Linked DNA regions of Homo sapiens: region 1 is linked to region 2. The links are chromatin contacts, found by Hi-C or POLR2A ChIA-PET in ENCODE. All regions are on one chromosome and are shown on one strand. Each heading gives the region's core, a stretch centred on a gene start or an enhancer-like site at or near the end of the contact. The rest is flanking DNA. Distances are from core to core; before and after follow the strand shown. Region 1 overlaps SULT2B1 (sulfotransferase family 2B member 1). Region 2 has its middle 19 kb from the start of ZNF114-AS1.

Region 1 (4,298 bases), core at 1,364-3,863, 300 kb after region 2:
TCTGTATCCAGAAGCAGAGAGGGAGTGGAGAGTCACGTGGCGTGCGTTTATGGGCCAGGCCTGGAAATAGCCGCACATCACATCGCCGCCACCTATACTTCCTTGGCCAGACCCAGTCTCTTGGCCCCACACATAGCAGCAGGGGAGAAGAGAAAAGGTCATCACGCCATATTCCCAGCAGAAAAATGAAATGGGGTTGGGTGGACAGCTCACCAGTCTCTGCCCTGCACCACTTTCCTAGCTTTGTCCCCTTGGACGAGCGACATGGTTTCTGTAAGGCTCAGTTTCTGGCTCCGAAAATGAGGTTAAGCAACCTTGCCTTCTCTGCCAGCTGTAAGGAATCAGTGTGATAAAATAGGTGGTAAATTGCTCAATAAATGCTGTCAGGCAGGGCGTGGTGGCTCACAGCTGTAATCCCAGCAGTTTGGGAGGCCGAGGTGGGCAGAGCACCTGAGGTCAGGAGTTCGAGACCAGCCTGGCCAACATGGGGAGACCTCGTCTCTACTAAAAATACAAAATTAGCCAGGCGTGGTGGTGGGCGCTTGTAATGCTAGCTACTCGGCTGAGGCTGAGGCAGGAGAATTGCTTGAGCCTGGGAGGTGGAGGTTGCAGTGAGCCGAGATCGCGCCATTGCACTCCAGCGTGGGCAACAGAGTAAGACTCTGTCTTAAAAAAAAATAATAAAAGGTGGCAAATTGCTCAATAAGTGCTGTTGTGATTATTCTGATGATATCTCCCTCTTCAGCCCTCCCACACCCAATTAATCTGCTCGATTTCTCCCAACAGGCACGACCTGGATGATCGAGATCATCTGCTTAATCCTGAAGGAAGGGGATCCATCCTGGATCCGCTCCGTGCCCATCTGGGAGCGGGCACCCTGGTGTGAGACCATTGTGGGTGCCTTCAGCCTCCCGGACCAGTACAGCCCCCGCCTCATGAGCTCCCATCTTCCCATCCAGATCTTCACCAAGGCCTTCTTCAGCTCCAAGGCCAAGGTTGGGAGGAGGGGTGTGTGTCAGTTGGGAGGGGCTGCATGGGTGTATGGGGTAATGGGGGGACGGAGCATAACTCATTGATTCATTCAGCACCTATTTGTTAAACACCTACTATGTGCCTGACTCTGATCTAGCACAGTGGTCAATATACACACAGAAATGCCTGCCCTTTGGCAGGGAGTGATGGCTCATGCCTGTAGTCCCAGCACTTTGGGAGGCTGAGGCGGGAGGATCACTTTGGGCCAGGAGTTTGAGACCAGCTTGGGCAACATAGTCAGACCACATCATTACAAGAAATTTTAAAAATCAGTCAGACGTGGTGGCACACACTTGTAGTCCCAGCTACTTGGAATGCTGAGGTGGGAGGATCACTTGAGCCCAGCAGGTCAAGGCTGCACTGAGCTGAAATCACCTTACTGCACTCCATCCTAGGCAACAGGGCAAGACTGTCTCAAAAAAAAAAAAAAAAAAAAAAAAAAAAAAAAAGCCGGTGCTGGCATGGTGGCTCACGCCTGTAATCCCAGCACTTTGGGAGGCAGAGGCAGGCAGATCACTTGAGGCCAGGAGTTCAATACCAGCTTGGCCAACATGGTGAAACCATGTCTCTACTAAAAATACAAAAATTAGTCGGATCTGGTGGTGGGTGCCTGTAATCCCAGCTACTCAGGAGGCTAAGGCAGGAGAATTGCTGGAACCTGGGAGGTGGAGGTTGCAGTGAGCTGAGATGGCACCACTGCACTCCAGCCTGGGAGACAGACCAAGATTTCATCTCAAAAAAAAAAAAAAAAATTACAGCCAGGCGCAGTGGCTCACGTTTGTACTCCCAGCACTTTGGGAAGCCAAGGTGGGCAGATCACCTGAGGTCAGGAGTTTGAGACCATCCTGACCAACATGGAGAAAACCTGTCTCTACTAAAAATACAAAGTTAGCTGGGCGTGGTGGCACATGCCTGTAATCCCAGCTACTTGGGAGGCTGAGGCAGGAGAATCGCTTGAACCCAGGAGGCGGAGGTTGTGGTGAGCCGAGATCGCGCCATTGCACTCCAGCCTGGGCAACAAAAGCAAAACTCCGTCTCAAAAAAAAAACCCCCATATATTATACTACATATTATAATAATTTAATAGTATTACAATATACTTTAATTATATTTAATATTTATATGTTTAACATATAATAACATAATGCAATATAATATAATACATAAAATGTCTGATGGGATAAATTTACATTGGGGGGAGAGGGCTGGAGATAGAGTTAGAGGTGGGTGTGGGGCTGCAATTATAAATAAGGAGGTCAAGGGGGCCCCCAGTGAGTAAAAACCCGGGAGGTGATGGTGGGAGCCACAGAGGTTTCTAGAGGAAGAGCATTTCAGGCAAGAGGGAAAAGCAGGTGCAAAGGCCCTGAGGTGGGTGTATCTGAGGTGCAAGAGGGAGGTCGGTGTGGCCGGAGCCAAGTGAGCAAGTGGGGAAAGGAGTGGAGATGAGGTCCGGGTGGGGAGGCAACAGGGGCCAAAATGTGCAGGGCCGCGTGGGCCCGGTGCGGACTTGAGCTCTGACCGAGTGACGAGGCAGCGCGGCAGGGATCGCAGCAGAGGAGGAGCCCGAGCGGGCTTAGGCTTCACCGGCGCCCTCTGGCGGTCAGATGGGGACCGACTGTCGAGAGAGCAGAAGCCGGGAAGCCCGAGAGGCGGCGCTGGCCGGGGTCCAGGGGAGGGGACGGTGGCTGGACTAGGGTGATGGTCACGGAGGTATTTTGAAGGTGAGACCGGGAGGATTTGCTGACAGACTGGATGTGGGTGTGAGAGAAGGGGATGAGTCAAGGGTGACTCCAAGGTTTCGGCGGAAGCAACTGTCAGGGTGGGGCAACTGGGAAGGGGAGGAGGGAGGGGAGCAGGCGGGGGAGGAAGACACGGGCTCTGCGGCGGCCCATCCCACGTCCAGCAGAGGCTGCCGGTGGGCACAGAAATGCACCCATCGGGATCTGAGGGGAGAGACTTGGGCTGACACGTCCATTTGCAATTCCTTGGCACATATATTCTGTAATTAATCGAAGCTCCAGGACTGGGTGATATCGCCAAGGAATTGAGCGTGGACAGAGCAGAGAGGGGGGGCTGCAATCAGGAAGTCCCCAAGACCACCCTCAGGCTCAACGACTTAGCAAAACTCATAGTGTTCAGCAAAGCTGCTGGACTCCCGGGTTATAGTCAATTACAATGAAAGCAAACGTGAAAATCAGGCAAGGGGGCCGGGCGCGGTGGCTCACGCCTGAAATCCCAGCACTTTCAGAGGCCAAGGTGAGCAGTTGATTGAGCCCAGGAGTTCAAGACCAGCTGGGCAACTTAGAAACACCCATCTCTACAAAAAAGTTTAAAAATTCGTCACGTGTAGTGGCATACACCTGTAGTCCCAGCTACTTGGGAGGCTGAGGTAGGAAGATCACTTGAGCCTGGGAGTTTCAGGCTGCAGTGAGCCATGATTGTGCCACAGGCACTCCAGCCTCAAGGACAGAACAAGACCTTGTTTCTTTTCTTTTTTCTTTTTCTTTCTTTTTTCTTTTTTTGAGACAGAGTTTCCCTCTTGTTGCCCAGGCTGGAGTGCAATGGCACGATCTTGGCTCACTGCAACCTCTGCCCCTCTGCCTCCAGGGTTCAAGCGATTCTCTTGCCTCAGCCTCCCAAATAGCTGGGATTACAGGCGCCCACCACCATGCCCAGCTAATTTTTTGTATTTTCAGTAGAGACGGGGTTTCACCATGTTGACCAGGCTGGTCTCGAACACCTGACCTCAGGTGATCCACCCGCCTTAGCCTCCCAAAGTGTTGGGATTACAGGTGTGAGCCACAGTGCCTGGCCGACAAGACCTTGTTTCTAAAAAATAAGACTAGGCTGGGCATGGTGGCTCATGCCTGTAATCCCAGCACTTGGGGAGGCCGAAGCAGATGGATCACTTGAGGCCGGGAGTTTGAGACCAGCCTGGCCAACATGGTGAAAACCCGTCTCTACTAAAAATACAAAAATTAGCCAGGCATGGTGGCACCCACCTGTAGTCCCAGCTACTCGGGAGGCTGAGGCAGGAGAATTGCTTGAACCTGGGAGGCAGAGGTTGCAGTGAGCTGAGATCGTGCCACTGCACTCCAGCCTGGGAGACACAGCGAGACTTCGTCTAAAACAAAACAAAACAAAACAAAAAAATCCAAGGGATTAGGAAATACCTCTCAGGACCTAGGGGCAAGGGCCAGGCCTTTCTCTGGGCAGAAAGGAATCCTCTACAGCACAGGAATCAGGAAGGAGCCCTGGAAAGCACC
Region 2 (4,222 bases), core at 1,268-3,767:
AAAATATAAAATTAGCCAGGTGTGGTGGCTCACGCCTGTAATCCCAACTACTCAGGAGGCTGAGGCAGGAGAATTGCTTGCATCTGGGAGGCGGAGGTTGCGGTGAGCCGAGATTGTGCCATTGCACTCCAGCCTGGGCAACAAGAGTGAAACTTATCTCAAAAAAAGTAAAAATAAAAATAATAAAAAATAAAAGTTGGGAAATATGACTACCTGAAAATGCATGAAAATGTACATATACATTTTTTTTTTCGAGATGGAGTTTTGTTCTTGTTGCCCAAGCTGGAGTGCAGTGGCGTGATCTCCGCTTACTGCAACCTCTGCCTCCCAGGTTCAAGTGATTCTCCTGCCTCAGCCTCCTGAGTAGCTGAGATTACAGGCACCTGCCACCACGACATTTCAAAGTTAATAAAGTGATCACCCTTATACCCACCATCCAAGCCCGTAAACAGCTCATCATTAAACACCAGGCAATTCACGTCTGTGCCTCACAGACGACATCTCCAGCCCCAAGAGGAAACCGCCATGGTTCATTTTGTATCATTCGCCCCCCTCGCTCATCTTTATGTTTGCAGCTATGCAGAAATCCCCAAATACCCTGTTTTCTAGTTTCGATGATGTTTATGCTGCGTATGATGGCATGGCATAGAATATTTCTTTGTGCCTTGCTTCTTTCAGGAAAAGAAAAGCTAAGCAGGTAGGGTGCAGGTGGCATTCATTCTTTCTTAGTTATATTCATTCCAGAGACCCTGGATCTGTATCTCACTTTAGAGATTATAAACATGCTGCTAACACCAATTTTGCAAAGCCCTCCCAATGAGCATTTTATGAAAGTCATTCTTGGCCGGGCGTGGTGGCTCACGCCTGTAATCCCAGCACTTTGGGAGGCCGAGGCAGGTGGATCACTTGAGGTCAGGGTTCAAGACCAGCCTGGCCAATGTGGTGAAACCCCGTCTCTACTAAAAATACAAAAATTAGTCAGGCATGGTGGCATGCACCTGTAGTCCCAGCTACTCAGGAGGCTGAGGCAGGAGAATTATTTGAGCCCAAGAGGCGGAGGTTGCAGTGAGCCGAGATCGTGCCACTGCACTCCAGCCTGGGCAACAGACAGAGTGAGACTCTGTCTCAAAAAAAAAAAAAATAGGCCGGGCGCGGTGGCTCATGCCTGTAATCCCAGCACTTTGGGAGGCCGGGGTGGGTGGATCACTTGAGGTCAGGAGTTCGGGACCAGCCTGGCCAACATGGCGAAACCCCATCTCTACTAAAAATACAAAACTTAGCCAGGCATGGTGCAGACATCTGTAATCCCAGCTACTTGGGAGGCTGAGGCAGGAGAATCACTTGAACAAGGGAGGCAGCGGTTGCAGTGAGCTGAGACTGCGCCACTGCACTCCCGTCTGGGCGACGGAGCGAGATTTCGTCTCCAAAAAAAAAGGAAAAGAAAAGAGAAACGCCACTGGTAAGAGCAGAGGTCCTCCTAGGCGCGCATTCTGCATGGCCCCAGCACTGTTAAGTTCAGCTTTCAGTGTTTGGGGAAGACCTGCAGGTCAGGGACCCCCACTGTGGCTGAGGGGGCTCAAGCTTGGCCCTTTCTCCCGGACCCCTGCTGCCTGCGTTTCCCAGCAATCTGCTGCTTTATCCTAGAATCTGGGTGACTCATGGCCCTCCCCATCCTGGAAGGAATGAAGAGGAGGAGGGGAGGCTGCTATGCCAGGACAGTCCCAGACCTTGCCAAGGGGCCTGGGTCCACTCCCACCCCCAGGGAGCGCTGTGCGGAGGAAAAGGACCATGGCTGAAATCAGAATCCCTGGATTCAACCGGGGGTGGAGGGGGCCGGGGCGGGAGGGGGGAAACATCTGTAGCTGAGGGAACACCCCTCCCGCCTCCAGTCGCTGAGGCTGAACTTAGCCGACTTTGGGGATTCCCCACCCTCTACCCCCAACTGGTCCTCAATTCTCACAGATGTAAACTGAGAATTTTCAACAATCGTTTTGGCAAACATACGCCAGGCCCCCTTCTGAGCGCTTTGCACCTATTAACTCATGCAACGCCTGCAACGCTATGAAGTGGCTGCTGTTATCACTACCATTTTACAGTGGGGGGAACTGAGGCACAGCGAGGCCAAGCACGATGCCCAAGATCACACAGCCAGCAGGTGGCCGGGAGGGGCTCGACCCCGTGCTGTCAGGCACCAGAGACTCGGCTCTTCAGCCCCAGGCCAGAGCCTCCCTGCACTGACGGGGTCGCGAATTCGGGCAGGAGGGTTCGTGTGTGTCCTCACCTCTGGGACGCGAGCTCCGGGGACGGGGGACCTCGTCTGGCGTGGGAGGCATTTAGTGAGCGCCGTGGACTGAAGCCGGGACGGTCTTAGGAGAACCACTTCCCTTCTTGGCCGCCTGAAACCCCCTACAGGGTTCTGCTTCTGGAACTGCATTCGAGGTCAGAGTTTCTAGTACGAGTAAAGCGGATCCTCGGGAAGAGACCCGACCAGAAGGAAATCGCCGTCTTGGAAGATCTAAGTCCGGGATGGAACAAAACCCACTCCGGGCGGGGGGAGCGCGCCACCTGGCGGCGGATCCTGCTAAGGCAGCGCCGCCCGGAGACCAGAAACGTTGGATTTGGGCAGTGGGCCGAGGTGGTTGGAATTGGCGAATGGGCAGTTGTCTGAAAATCATTGTGTGAAACTAAGGACTGTCTACCAGTGGCTTCCAAAATTCTGACGCACAGTAAGAAATCATTTTGCGTCAGCATTTTTTTTTTTTTTTTTTTGAGACAAGGTCTTGCTCTGTTGCCCAGGTTGGAATGCAGTGGCACGATCTCGGCTCACTGCAAACTCCACTTCCAGGGTTCAAGCGATTCTCCTGCCTCAGCCTCCTGAGTAGCTGAGATTACAGGCGCCCGTCACCGCGCCTGGCTAATTTTTTATTTTTAGTAGAGATGGGGTTTTACAATGTTAGCCAGGCTGGTCTCGAATTCCTGGCCTCAAGTGATCTGCCCGCCTCGGCCTCCCAAAGTGCTGGGATTGCAGGCATGAGCCACCGTGCCTGGCCGCATCAGCATACTTTTACAAAAGAATACCACCCTCTATAGCCAACAACAATGGATTGTATACTTCAAAATAGCTAGAACATTTTGCATGTTTCACCGCAAAGAAATGGCAAGCATCTGGGATGATGGATTTGCTAATAACCTTGATTTGATCACTGCACAATTTATATATGTATCAAAACATCACGCCGCATCCTATAAATATGTACAATTAAAAACAAAATTTAGGCCGGCTGCAGTGGCTCATGCCTGTAATCCCAGCACTTTGGGAGGCCGAGGTGGGTGGATCACCAGGTCAGGAGTCCCAGACCAGTCTGGCCAAGATGGTGAAACCCCATCTCTACTTAAAAAAAAAAAAAAAAAAAAATTTGCTAGGTATGGTGGCGGGCACCTGTAATCCCAGCTACTAGGGAGGCTGAGGCAAAGAACTACTTTAACCCGGGAGGCAGAGGTTACAGTGAGCCGAGATCGCGCCACTGCACTCCAGCCTGGGTGACAGGGCGAGACTCCGTCTCAAAAAAAAGAAAATTTTAGTTTTAAAAATACCACCCTGTATTACACGGCCCTGTATTACACGATGCTTTATATTCCACTCTATTCCTTTTTTTTTTTTGAGACAGAGTGTCACTCTATCACCCAGGCATGATCTCGGCTCACTGCAACCTCTGTCCCCCAGGTTCAAGCAATCCTCCTGCCTCAGCCTCCCTCAGCCTCCTGAGTAGCTGGGATTACAGGCTCCCGCCATCATGCCCAGCTAATTTTTGCATTTTTAGTAAAGACGGGGTTTCACCATGTTGGCCAGGCTGGTCTCGAACTCCTGTCCTCAGGTGATCCGCCTGCCTCAGCCCCCCAAGGTGCTGTGATTACAGGCATGAGCCACCAGGCCCGGCCTATTCCTATTTTTAAATGCTGGTCAGGTCACCTTAAAATGGTTTCCTGACTCTCTAAGGGTCTGGGATAGGGTTTTCCACTGTTCTAGATTATCCCCATGTTTTTTCACTTGACAGAGATTATGATGAGGAACCGGTTACACCCACGCTACCTCCCAGTGAGCCTTCCCCACCACACAAAGCTGCCTCCAGGATTCGCTGCCAGCTCTGATGTCAGGATGAGTAACAGCTCAGGATGCTGAAGACACTGGCCCAAGACCACACAGCCTGGATGTGGCAGTGCC

The links. Hi-C counts contacts between places; a loop is a spot of excess contacts on that map. ChIA-PET counts read pairs that join two places held with the same protein, here RNA polymerase II (POLR2A). Pooled maps may share reads with other maps.
Region 1: a pooled map shows a loop between it and region 2 (2.2-fold over the local background). The contact joins two enhancer-like sites. A Hi-C loop is called at or near these places in 1 of 168 maps with a recorded cell type or tissue (ovary) and 6 of 50 pooled maps. POLR2A ChIA-PET finds 5 or more read pairs at or near these places in 2 of 52 experiments (AG04450 and H1).

What each region holds. Positions count from the first base shown.
Region 1 is chr19:48,586,443-48,590,740 of GRCh38, forward strand. SULT2B1 (sulfotransferase family 2B member 1) reads left to right here. Exons shown (of 7, transcript NM_177973.2): 3 at 787-995. Among named protein-coding and RNA genes, the nearest start is that of SPACA4, 18 kb to the right of the region's middle. RefSeq lists an enhancer at 2,726-2,775. Within about 2 kb of position 2,614, at least 9 of the 41 ENCODE cell types and tissues checked have a DNase peak (open chromatin) inside an H3K27ac peak, as active enhancers do.
Region 2 is chr19:48,288,859-48,293,080 of GRCh38, forward strand. No RefSeq gene overlaps it. Among named protein-coding and RNA genes, the nearest start is that of ZNF114-AS1, 19 kb to the left of the region's middle. RefSeq lists enhancers at 2,279-2,328, 2,349-2,398, 2,516-3,164. Within about 2 kb of position 2,518, at least 3 of the 41 ENCODE cell types and tissues checked have a DNase peak (open chromatin) inside an H3K27ac peak, as active enhancers do.